2 separate regions of the Homo sapiens genome follow, and region 1 is linked to region 2. Evidence: chromatin contacts called from ENCODE Hi-C or POLR2A ChIA-PET data. All regions are on one chromosome and are shown on one strand. The core of a region is the stretch at or near the end of the contact, and the rest is flanking DNA. Distances in the headings are between cores, read along the strand shown. Region 1 has its middle 94 kb from the start of NECTIN1-AS1. Region 2 holds the start of RNF26 (ring finger protein 26).

The links. A loop is a pair of places that touch in the nucleus more often than their neighbours do. ChIA-PET counts read pairs that join two places held with the same protein, here RNA polymerase II (POLR2A). Pooled maps may share reads with other maps.
Region 1: a pooled map shows a loop between it and region 2 (3-fold over the local background). The contact joins the enhancer-like site here to the promoter of RNF26 in region 2. A Hi-C loop is called at or near these places in 1 of 50 pooled maps. POLR2A ChIA-PET finds 5 or more read pairs at or near these places in 2 of 52 experiments (H1 and WTC11).

The regions. Positions count from the first base shown.
Region 1 is chr11:119,612,622-119,618,911 of GRCh38, reverse strand. No RefSeq gene overlaps it. Among named protein-coding and RNA genes, the nearest start is that of NECTIN1-AS1, 94 kb to the left of the region's middle. RefSeq lists enhancers at 426-1,013, 2,194-2,783, 4,259-4,782. Within about 2 kb of position 3,216, at least 8 of the 41 ENCODE cell types and tissues checked have a DNase peak (open chromatin) inside an H3K27ac peak, as active enhancers do.
Region 2 is chr11:119,329,905-119,336,113 of GRCh38, reverse strand. It overlaps RNF26 (ring finger protein 26), which reads right to left and starts at 1,587. Exons shown (of 1, transcript NM_032015.5): 1 at 1-1,587. The coding sequence starts at 991. RefSeq lists an enhancer at 1,054-1,945.

The sequences.
Region 1 (6,290 bases), core at 1,967-4,466, 280 kb before region 2:
GACCTGGCATTTTCATGATTTCCTCTCATTCTGATTTCCTCTTCTCTCTCAATCCTGTTCTGACTCTTGAGTTTATGCAATTTTTTGGGTTGTTTTTTGTTTTTGTTTGTTTTTTTCTTCTTGTTGACCTACAGAAGAGGAGATACCAAAACCAGACTTGGGAGACAGGGGGAGTCCAGGAAGGCTTCCTGGAAGAAGTGGCAGATGGGATCTGTCTCGTCCTGAATTTTCTCCCAAAATGTTACTAACCTATGGCAGAACTTGTAAGATAATTTTCCTAGAAGTTGGGGAATAGGAGGGACCTTCTTGAAGCCTAACAAGTGACTCGAAATTTAAAAATCAGACCTCTTGCTCTTGCCAGTTCCTCCTGAACCAGTCACATCTTCTGGGTTCTGTCTTCAGCCTCTGCACTCCAATCCCGTGGCTGACCCCCCTCTGCCATTTCCGGGTTCTCATTGCTTCCTGCTGAAATGGCTTTTGTCTTTGGAGAAGTTCAGCCCCATTCTTTGGCCTTCCCAGTTTCACTCTGGTGGGTAGAGAGCTTTATCTGACACAATCAATGGGTCATTTTCCGGAACAAAGATCCCTGTCTCCCTGGCAGCAATGAACGCCTTTCTCTAGAATACAAAAGCAGCTAGAGACACACACTTGACTCACAGCAATCGATGAGAAGCAGGGATCGCCATTTACATAAGAGGAGACTGAGGCATAGAGCAGGTAAGAAGTTTGCTGAGGCTGAGATCACAAAGCTGCTAAGTGCTGACATCTAGATTTGAAATAGGTCTGTGGGCTCCAGACTATCCCTCTTAACTGTGACACGAGCTTTCAAAGAGGTGAGGCTTGAGGAAAGCTTGGAGGGAGGGAACAGACAGACAGAGAAGCCCAAGGCATGAGGCAGAGCCCAAGACCTGCTGAGCCCATGGGAGTGAGCCGGGGCAACTGAGGCAGGGAGCCTGGGAGGAAGCCATCACTGAGGCGGGCAGGAGATCAGCGGGTGGACTGGAAAGCAAATTAGGAGGAAAACCTAAGGGGCGATTGGGTCAAATCAAACAGAAGGACTGAGTGTGGGGGCTGACAGAGAAGGAGGAATCAGGAGTCCTGTCCAGGTTTCTGACCAGCAACTGGAGAGATGCTTACTGAGACAGTGGCCATGCGGGAAGGCGGGAGGGGTGTTCAGAACGTGCTCAAGTTCACACATGTGGGGATGGAGATGCTCTTAAGCTGCTGGGCTGTTTCTCCTGAGACAAGCCCACACTGGAGCGGCCAGCAGCCTACAGATGGTAATTAAAGCCACAGGGAGGATGAGCTCACGCAGGGAGAACGCGTGGAGGGAGGAGGTGAGGACTGGGATCCACTCGAGAAGCACCCACAGCAAAGGGGGCGGGCGACCAGCGAAGGAAAGCAAGAAGCCAGCCAAGGCCAAAGCCACAGGCACCGGCGGGGTTCCGCCTGGGACCTGAGGCTGGACTTCCAAGCAGGCAGCGGCCCACATGGCCAAATGCCATGGGAGGCAGAAACGTCCTGAGAACAGCAGTTGGATTTAGAAGTGGTAAGGGGGTGGATTGGAGAGGGGACTTGGTGACTTTGTAGACCACTGGTGATGCCACTCAGAGGAAAAACACCTGGAAGACCACTTGCTTAAAAAAAAAAAAAAAAGTGAATGAGAGAGAACATCAGACAGCAAGGAACGCTAATCCTCCCAAGATACGAGTTGGGGGAGAAAAGATAAGACGTGATCTGAAGAGACAGCTGGGGCCAAGGGAGAGAGGGTTTTGTTTGTTTTGTTTTAAGTGGGAGAGTTGAGCCAGTGGCTGTGAGTGAAGAGGGGAGGTACAGAGCAGAGGTGAAGATTCAGGTGGAGGCAGAGATCGCGGCTCAGGAGCAGAAGGTCCCACCAGCCTCTCCTAAAGACACGCTCTGTCAAAAACATCCAAATCGATAGAAATCCACGAGAAGATCAGGGCCTGACCGTGAGCCATGGTCTCAGGAGGGTCAGAGTAGGAGTGAAAATGGCTTCTAGTGGAAGGAACAGCTAAGGGCTGGGGCAGCAGTTCTCAGGAAATACAGTGGCATCCTGTCCTTCTGGGCCACCCATGCCCCCTACCCCAGCACAGGGGCCACAGAGAAGCTCTCTGCCCACCCCCTGGAGGCTGCTTGTCTGGTCCTTGCACCACCCACATGGGCTGCCCCTGCTGGTTTAGCATGGGCCTGGGTTTCTCTCTCCTTATGCTCTCTGGGGCTTACCTGCATGCCTACAACTTCTACCTGAAGTCACCCTGTCCCCTGGCCTGGACATGGAGTATCCCAGCTCCTGGCTCCTCCATTCAGAGCAGAAGGTGTCCCAAAGCCCTCATATCCAAAGAAACTGAATTCTTCCTTGAGCCTGCCCTCCCCACAGCCACTGAAATGTGTCTGCAGACCCGGCTCCCCCAGCCTCTCTTCCACGTCCCCAGGCTCGGTGAGTTCCACCAGCGATCCTGTTCCTACACAATGACTACAACAGTGGCCGTGCACTGAGCCCATGCCACTCACTGATCCATTCCTTTGTTGAATACTCCTGGAGCACCTACCACGTGCCTGGTGCTTTACCGATTGCTGGGATGCAATGGGGAGCAAGTCAGATTTGTCCCTGCTCTTGTGTGGCTTGAAGCCTTCCATCTAGCATTGTGCTAGACACTGCTTGTGTTATCCTCTTTATCCGTACAGCAGCCCTGTGAGACAAGCATTACTACCACCATTTTAGAAAAGAAGAAATCAAGGCCCAACATGGTAAGAATTCCACAGCTTATAGAGAGCAGATCCTTAACCCACCATCCTGGGAGGCTCTGCTTCCTCCACCCAGGGTTGACTCAGCTTCTTTAAGCTCAGGTTCCCCAAGTTCTCTTCTAGAGTGACTCCTCTCCCCTCTTCACTCCACTGGAGGTAAGGGTGCATTGTTTGAGTCTGGAGACTGAGGTCTGAGGCCTGGCTCCTGGATCATGGCTGAGTAACCTGGAATGGACTATTTATTTCATGGCTCAAAGCCCAAGTCCCCTCCTTGGTAAAATGAGTAAGGATGATCCTCCAGGACCTGCCCTCCCCAGATAGGCGCTGGGGGGATTACATGAGGTCAGAGATGTGAAAGTGCTTTCAGAGGCACTCACAGGCAAGGGGTTATGCTTATGAAAACTTTCTCTAAGCGGAAGCCCTGGCATCAGCAAATTACATATTAACGTGTGTTGAGTCACCACACTTCCTGTCCCAAGCTGTTTATACTGGGAGTGCTTTGCTAGCTGTGTAATGAAAGGTTTTTCCTCTCCTAAAGGAATTTCAGGTGTCTCCTAGCAGGCAGAGGAAGGAATCAGGGGCCTTCCTTGCACCTCTGAAATCATAGCCCAGAAGGCTGAGACTAGCATTTGTTGAGCATTTAGTATATGCCAGGCACTGGGCTAAGCTCTTTGCACACAATACCTCATTTACTTCTCATAAACCCTTAAGATGAAAATACTATCCTTACTTCACAGATAAGAAAATGAATGTATCTGAAGCCACAAAGCTTTGAAGTGGTGAATTGAGGACTTAGAGCTAGGCCTGTCTGACTCCAAAACTCATGCTTTTCCCAGCCCTGCCCCGAATCCCTGCCAAAAGCGACCTCCTCCAACTGCAGCCTCAGCACCGACACTCTGATGCTCACTGGTGTGCCTCCTGCCCGCCTCTGCACCACACAAGGAGCTCTTTGAGGACAAGGACTATGTTGAACTCATCTTTGTATTTCCAGCCATCAGCACAGTGCCAGGGCCAGGGACGGCATCAACAAACATTCTGCTGAATGATTGAATGGTCAAAGAATAACTTTTTCTTAAGGACAAAATCGTGACTCTGATACCAATAACCTATGTCAAAAATTGTATTTAGTCCATTAATTCATGGGGGAACCAGTAAGATATTACAATTGGTTAAAAGAAAATCTCAAAGAACCTGAAATATAGCTCTCATGGTCTGCTCCAACTGCCATAAGAAAACACCATAGGCTGGTGGCTTCAACAAGGGAAATCTATTTCTCACAGTTCTGGACACTGGAAGTCCAAGATCAAGGTTCAGGTGTCTGATGGGGGCTCACTTCCTGGCTTGTGTGTCCTCTTGCTATGGCCTCACATGCCTTTTCCTCGTTGTGTTATTACCAGTTTTCTGTAACTTCCAGGGCTGTAAAATAGCTCAAAGACCATGAAGCCTGAAAAAAACCCAGAAGAGTATGCTAGACAAGACACCCAATCATCTTTTTGGTCCATTTCAAAGTCTTTCACAATTTTTCCCTATAGAACGCATCAATGAAAACAGCTGTCTGGGATGCCGCTGGGAGTGTCCACTCCCCCATCCACCCCCAATCCCACCTCTCTGGGGTTGCATTTTGTCATGCTTCTTTCATCACTCACTTCCATCAGACAGTGGGTGGTCCCACAGCTTGGGCCTGAGGCCTTTCAACTGCCAACCAACTCCACCCACAGTGATACTGACACCCCAGACTCACACTTACAACTGCCTATGCAGTATCTCCTTTGTCTAGAGTAAAGAAAGAAGGCCGCATTACAATGTCCTAAATGGAGGGGGCCTGTGACTCGGAACAGCCATGCAAGGGCACAGATGGGCTGGGAGGGAGAGCCCTACAGTGCGTGGACTCCCTTGCCACTCACATTGGCATTGGCCCATGAAGATCTTAGCCCAGGAAAGAGCGTGCCTGACACAGTCTTACAGGAAAGGGCATCCCCAGGCTGCCCAGACCTAAGGGCTTCTACACCAGCTAGCTGGGCACCATTGAAAAATTTAAGACCTCACCAGAAACTGCACCTGACAAGGGGCCGAGAGTGTAGGAGGAAGATCACGCATGAGAAGGAGGTTCCCACTGGAAAATCAATGGAAAGCAAACCCTGGGATGTCTAAATGCCAAGAAGAGTCCAGCTAGCTCATTGGAAAATTCAACCTTGACTTCAGATCCCTTGAAAATCCAACATTTGTTCTTAAAAAACAATTTCTGATGTCTTTTTCTGTCTTCCTTTTATGAAGGTCAAGTTCTACCTGCAGAATGGTGTTTGTGATGCAAGTCCACAGTGTTTATCTCTGGAATAACAGTGGGCACGAACTGGCCAAGACCCCCATCAGCCGCTGACAGCCTCACATCTCTAGCCTGCACTAGCAACAGCATCCAACTAGTTCGCTGGCCTCCAGTTTCACCCCTTAACCCATCCCACATGGATGCCAGAGTCAGCTTTCAAGATACATTTAGCCTTATCATTTTCCTACGTAAAGTATTTCATTGGCTTCTGATTGGCTGCCTGTAAGATAAAGGCCCGTGGTGTCCAAGGTGTTCCACAACTGCCCCCTGCTCACCTCCCAGCCTTGTCTTCATCACTCCCTGATCCCTTCTTTGGGCTCTAGCCTCACCAGCTGCTGGGAGTTCTCTGCATGCCCCAGGCCATTTCTCCCACCTTTACTCACACCCTTCTTCTGACCAGCTCCTGTCCCCTCAGAGATTGGTTCAGGGGTCTTCCCAGCACACATGCTCTCTCTCTGCTCCAGCGTGCCTCCGGGAATCACCACATCGCTCCTCTATGTTAACAGGTCTGCTCCTCCTTCCATGAGACAATGGGCTCCTTGAGAGCAAGCATTGTTTCCCATGCTGTTGACTGCTATCCCTGCAAAATGCATGTCCATCTAGAACCTGGGAATGTGACTTTAATTTGGAAATAGTGTCTTTGCAGATATGATCAGGGTTAAGATGAGTTCACACTGGATTAGAGTGGACCCTCACTCCAACGCAACTGGCATCCTTTTAAGAGGGAAATGTGGACTTAGCAGCACACGGGAGAATGTCATGTGAAGACAGAGACAGATTGGAGTGAGGCTCTACAAGCCTAGGCATGCCAGGGACTGCCAGAAGCCATCAGAAGCTGGGAGAGAGGTATGGGACAGATTCTTTTCTCGAACCTCAGAGGGAGCATGACTCTGCCGTCACCTTGATTCTGGGCTTCCAGCCTTCAGAGCTGCGAGAGAAGAAATGTCTGTTGCTTTAAGCCATGCCGTTTGTGGTAATTTGTTACTGCAGCCCTAGGAAATTCACAGGGTTCTCATCGGAGCCCCTAGCCTGGTGCTTGGTAAATGCTTTGAGTGAATTAATGGAAGGTCTTACAATACACTGCCTGCCTCACTCCCTGGCCTCAAATTGTAGCTGAGGAAGGGAAAGAAGACTTGGGGCAAGAGTACTCCCTCTGACCAAGGGAGACGGGCTCAGTCAACACATATTTATTACACACTTA
Region 2 (6,209 bases), core at 338-2,837:
CTTCAGGAAGAGTGTCCTGTCTCCGGGTCCTAACTGAGAATACCCTCATAGGGTCACCCTGGGGAGCTCCAGGTGCCCCTCCCCGGTTTGGCCAACTCGCCAGCTGCAGACTGCGGCTCCAGACTCGGCGCCAGGCCTCTGAGCCCAGTGCTAGGCGAGAGAGCCGCATGACATCCTCTCGAAGACGGTGGTAGGATGGCCGGGCATGGAGCTGGCTGAGTGCCTGGGTAGCCAGCCTCAGGGTGAAGTCCGGATGCAACACAGTCACCGTCACTGCCAGCACACAAGCTAGCAACACCAAGCCAGTGAGATTGACAAGCACAAAGCTGGCCAGGAGGCGGGCAGCTGAGGCCAGCAGCTCCAGGGCTAGTTGGCAGGGTGTCCAAAGGAGGATGGCCATGGCCACAGCACTGCTGGAAATGTGGGCTAGGAAGGCAGCCACTACGTCCGTCATCCTCCACAGAGGCCCGGTCACTGCATCCCACAGGGCCAGCACCAGGGAAAAGAGGTTCTGAGTGCCGATGAGGCAGATGTTGACCAGGCTGTTGATCACATAAGCCACCAGGCTCATGGCAATGGCACAGATGTCACAGGCCTGGCGCAGCAAAGCATGGCCACTGGAGACCACATTGAGGACGCCCCGGTGCAGTATCTCCCTGCTCCGCAGTGCCCCATGAGAGGCCAGGTGCCCCAGGAGCTTTAGGCTCTCTAGGCCAGAGCAGCAGCTATACAGCAGAGTACACAAGGCCTGCAAGCCCCCACATGTGAACCGGACCACGGCTTCGATCAAGGCCAGCAATGAAAGCAAGACTCCGCGGCCCAAGTGCAGAAGACTAGTCAGTACCGTGTGCGGCAGGTTGTAGACGAAGGCCAGGAGCCAGGCCAGGGAAGCCAGGAGGGAGGACACCAGCAGGAAGTTGAGGTCCAACACCAAGGTCAGCACGTCCAGCACCAGGCCCAACCCATTCACTACCAGGTACACTGCCTCCATGATAGGGCTATGGAAGTTAGTCCAAAACAAAGTCTGGCTCCTCGGTTGGGGGGTTGTCAAGGTTGTCAATATTTTAGGGGGTCTGGGATTAATTTGGAAGGAAAATGAGCAGTCTCCAACCCAGGGGGTACCAAGAATCTGAGGAAGAAGTGGGTAAGACGGAAGTGGAGTCTTGGTAGAGGGAAAGGTGGCCAGGTGCCAGTCCAAGAGTCCAGGTTTTGAAGATGGGCTGTTTGGGAGGGAAGAGGCCAAACATCTCTAAAGCGAAGGCGAGCCCAGGCCGTAGGAGCGACCTCAGCTTTGGATGCCTGGTGTGGCGAACCACGGCCGGGCAACGGGTCAGACCGGGAGGAGACGAGGAACGGATGGAATGGGATCGGATCGGATCGGGTCGCGTCGGGTCGGGCCGGGGCCGGGTGGGGTCGATGTAAGCTGGGCGCAGGCTCTCAGTCCAGCTACGCAGGTGCCCCTGTCCCCGCCCGGCCCCCGTCTTCCCGCTAGCGGCGCTTTGCACCCAAAAGGGGAGTGGGAGAGGCAGCCAGCTTCAGCAAACCCCAAGCGCAGCCCCTACTCCGCTGGGCGCCGCCATCTTGTGTGCAAAGGGGTGGAGCCAGAGGCGTGACGAGGAGGGAGGGACGACAAACTCCAGCCAATCGGTGAAGGCCAACCACAAAAACGTCGATCACTCATTGGTCCGTTTGAATGGCGCCCGAACGTATTTACTTTCCAAAGGGAAGGAGAGGCGACAGATTAAATCCCCTCCCCCTTTAGGCGGGGATTGGTTCGTTGGCGGGCAGCGTCGAAATACGCTCTCCTAGCCCCACCCTCTAAAAGAGCAGGGTCTTGGACTCCCCTCAATTTGGGAGCTGTTCTTTCTCCCGGCCTCTGAACGCGAGGTTTTTTTTTTGGCTTGGGTCGGAGGTCACTGCCTCTGGGCTGGGCTTTGGAATAGCACCGCCTTCGCAGCCTGCCCAGATCCGTCTCCTCATTCTCTTCTATTTATTCATCTATTCTATCATTTATTGAACTCCTACAGTGCATTGAGGATACAAAAAAATTTTAAGACAGTGCCTGCTGTTCACAAGGGAAAGCAGATTATTACAGGGGATTCCCAAACTGCTATTCCAAACTTTCCTCACCAGGTTTTTCAACATCTCGGAAGATTACTTCATTGTCATTGAGAAAAAGGGGCTACAGATTTAGAAACCGCTCAGCTTCCTACCCTGGGCCTTCCTACCCTAGAGTGCAGTGGCGCGATCTCGGCTCACTGCAACCTCTGCCTCCCGGGTTCAAGCGATTCTCCTGCCTCAGCCTCCCGGGTAGTACAGGTGCCCACCACCTCACCCGGCTAATTTTTGTATTTTTAGTAGAGACGAGGTTTCACCATGTTGGCCAGGCTGGCCTCGAACTCCTGAACCTCGTGATCCACCCGCCTCGGCCTCCCAAAGTGCTGAGATTACAGGCGTGAGCCACCAAGCCCGGCCCTGCCCTTTTCTTTAATACTCAAACAATAGTCAAAATATATTTGAAACCCCATCCCAAATATATTGGGAATCCTGGCGTTTTCTACTAACTCCAAGGATGCTTAGCAGACTCCTAGTGGACTTATCTTTCCCCTGGTCACCTTTGCTGAATTTCCTACTTGAGTTGAATTCTCCATCTCCACTCCTGGGCTCCTGAAAGTGTCCGTCCTCCTTCAGTCTGCCCTGAACACTGCCTCAGAGTCCTTCATTCTCCAAAGCATCACTGATAAGAAGCTGAGGTGTGCAGCAAACCTTTACTGAGGCCTTGGGATCGTGGTAGGGGTACGCTATAGTGCAGAGGAAGGACTGCAGTCGCTGAAACTCCTCTGGCTTCTTCCTACCCTTTCTCTCTCCCTGCTCTCAGGCCCTGGCCAGGTTATGGTTTGTTGTGTTGTGATGTGTTGCTGATGTTTTTATTTTCCTACTCGCATCCTCCCGCCAGTGTCAAATCTTGGAGAATGTGCCCACCTCCCTTTCAAGACAGTTGATCCCATCGCCCGTACCATCTCCTCTTAAGGGATCTTATTTGTCCAGTGAACACTATGTTGTTATTAATCAATCTTCCTCCAGCACTTGACACCACTTCCTCCACCCTTGGCCTCAGAATCATTACCCTTTCCTATATTCTTTCTGTTTCCATCATAGCCTCCTCTCCTGTATACACGATGATTTCTGAATTTGTGTCTTCAGCCTGAACCTGTCCTGCAAACTTCAGGCTCCAGCTGCTTCCTGGACATGAACGGTTCATGGGTATCCCACTGGTGCTTCCTACACAATATGTCCAAAGTCAAACTTGGCAAACGTGCTGTGCCTGCACTGCGTGCAATTAACTGGCCAGTTTTCCACACCAAGAAGCATGTAAAGTCCTTCTCAGAGTTGGCAGGATCCTCTAAGAGAGAATTTCCATTCGTTTAGGACCAAGACCTCCCCTTTGAGTGATTTGAGACTCACTAATCCAAAGCCCTCTTTAATGAGCCACAACCCTTGACTCCCAGGAAACCTAGCAGGTAATCCTGCTTTGGGCAGGGACAAAGACTCCAACTGGCTTTGGGGAGGCAGTTCAAATTGTTTGACAATGTTAGTCCCAGGGATTGAGAAGAAAATAAGCCAGATATTGAGAAAGCTGAACACCTAGAAGCCCTATCCTTGCAGTATTTTCTAATGGAAGATGTAGTGTAAAGCCCTCTGGAGGCCTGCTCTGGTGGCAGCTGGTTTCTGCTGTTGTGCTAACTTCAGGGGTTTTTTTGTTTAGTTTTGTTTTGCTCAGCGTAAGATTCTAGCTGGGACAATAGAAGGGATTTTTAGAGACTATGAAGGACTGAGGATTAAGAGATTGGAAAAACCAGAAAAGAATGTCTAATTCAGGGGTTTTGTTTTGTGCTATTGTGTATATTACGGCCCTCCCCATCGTCTCCTCATCAAGCATTCAGTAAAATCTATATTATTGCCATGTTTTAGGTTGGTTTTTTTTATTTTGTTTTTTAATTATGCAAATCATTTACAGGGTCCCAAAGTCAAAACTTTATAAAAAGATACAGTCACAGAAGGTTTGCTTTCATCCTTGTACCCTCCACCCTGTTCCCTCCCAGTGCCACCCAAGCTTGAGAGGACCCCAAGTATTACAAACATAGACAACAAATGTCTCCATAAAGGAGCACCTGGGTCCTCTATCAGTCAGGATCCAGTGCTCGTTACTGGTACGGAAAAGCCTATAGCCCCAAACGTCAGCTCTGCAAACAACACGGTTCAGGCCCGAAGAAGCTCTTCAGCTCTTCTGCACTTGTTTGAGACAGTCTCGCTCTGTCACCCAGGCGGGAGTGCAGTGGCACGAGCTCAGCTTACTGCAACCTCCACCTCCCAGGCTCAAGTGCTTCTTGTGCCTCAGTCTCCCCCAGTAGCTGGGACTACAGGCGTGCACCACCACACCCAGCTAACTTTTGTATTTTTAGTAGAGACGGGGTTTCACCATGTTGGCCAGGCTGGTCTTGAACTCCTGGCCTCAAGTGATCTGCCTGCCTCGGCCTCCCAAAGTGTTGGGATTACAGGCGTGAGCCACCGTGCTGACTCTGTCCTACACATCTTACAAAAAAAAAAGAAAGAAAGAAAAAGAAGAAAAGAAAAGGAAAGAAAGAAGAAAAGAAATTAACGTGGTTTGTGCAATGTGGCTGAGGAACATTTTTCAATATTAATTCCTATTTATCTTTAAATTTGCATATATGTAAATATAGAGAAAACACGCATGTGTATTTAACTAGCTATATTCTAGTTTTGACTTAAGGAAAAACTAGTTTTCCCTAGTTTTGCACTAAGGAAAAAACCTACTTGCAATTTTAGTCTTTGATTTAAAAGACTGTCAAGGGCAAGTCGATGATAACAGTAATGACATGGTTAGTAAAGATAATAAAGATGAACAAGCCAGGATTTTGGCCAAAAATCTAGAAGCATTTTTTTGGTGACATGTCCCCTGTATGGCACATAGTTGAACTTGTTATTAGAAGACACAGCCTAATTGTGCTGATAATAATGGCATTTTTGGAAAAATAAAAAGATTATATGCAATATTCTGGATGTGCCCAAAGATGAAATATCTTGGAAAAAACTGTATCACAACTGACCTTACAACTGCTCTTGGATACATGATGGGAATGCTGGCTAAATGCTGTTAAAACAAGTCGGTTTAATTTAGACAAGAAACTAGAAGGGCTGGGCACCATGGCTCACACCTGAAATTCCAGCACTTGGGGAGGCCAAGGTGGGCGGATCGCTTGAGCCCAGGAGTGCAATACCAACCTAGGCAACATGGCGAAACCCTGTCTCTACTAAAAATACAAAATATTAGCTGGGCATGGTGGCATGTGCCTATAGTCTCAGCTACTCGAGAAGCTGAGGTGGGAGAATCACCTGAATTTGGGAAGTCGAGGCTGCAGTGAGCTGTGATTGCACCACTTTACTCCAGCCTGGGCAACAGGGTTGAGATTCTGGAAAGAAAGAGAGAAAAAGAGAAAGAGAGAGAGAGAGAGGAAGGAAGGAGAGAAAGAAAAGGGAGAGAGAGAGAAAAAAAAAGAAAGAAGGAAGGAAGGAGAGAAAGAAAGAAAGGCAAAGAAAGAAAGAAGAAAGAAGGAAGGAAGAGACAAAGAAAGAGAGAGAGGAGGGGGAAGAAGGGAAAGAAGGAAGAAAGGAAGGAAAGGGAGGGAAGGAAGGAAGGAAGGGGAAACTAGAAGACTGAGCAGCGTTAAGAAGATTCACAAAGAGCAAATTATGGTCTCAAATGGAAAATCAAATTACCCTTGCATGTGCACTACCCACAGATATTTGAGATGGTTGTTTAATATGAATAATATTGATAAAAGTGTAACCAAAATACTGCTCATTTGGATATTTTTTTAAACAAGTGATGAGCCACTATTGATACTTTATTATGAACTGAAGTCCACAGTTTACATTAGGGTTCACTCTTGGTGTTGTACATTCTATGGGTTTTGACAAATGTTTAATGACATTTATCCATCATACAGTGTTATAGAGAATAGTTTCATTGCCCTAAAAATTCTCCGTGCTGTGCCTATTCATCCCTCCTTCCCCCCAGACTCCTGGCAACCACTGATCTTTTTACTGTTTCCATAGTTTTACCTGTTGTAGAACGTCATATAGTTGAAATCGTACAGTATGTAGCCTTTTCAGATTGGCTTCTTTCT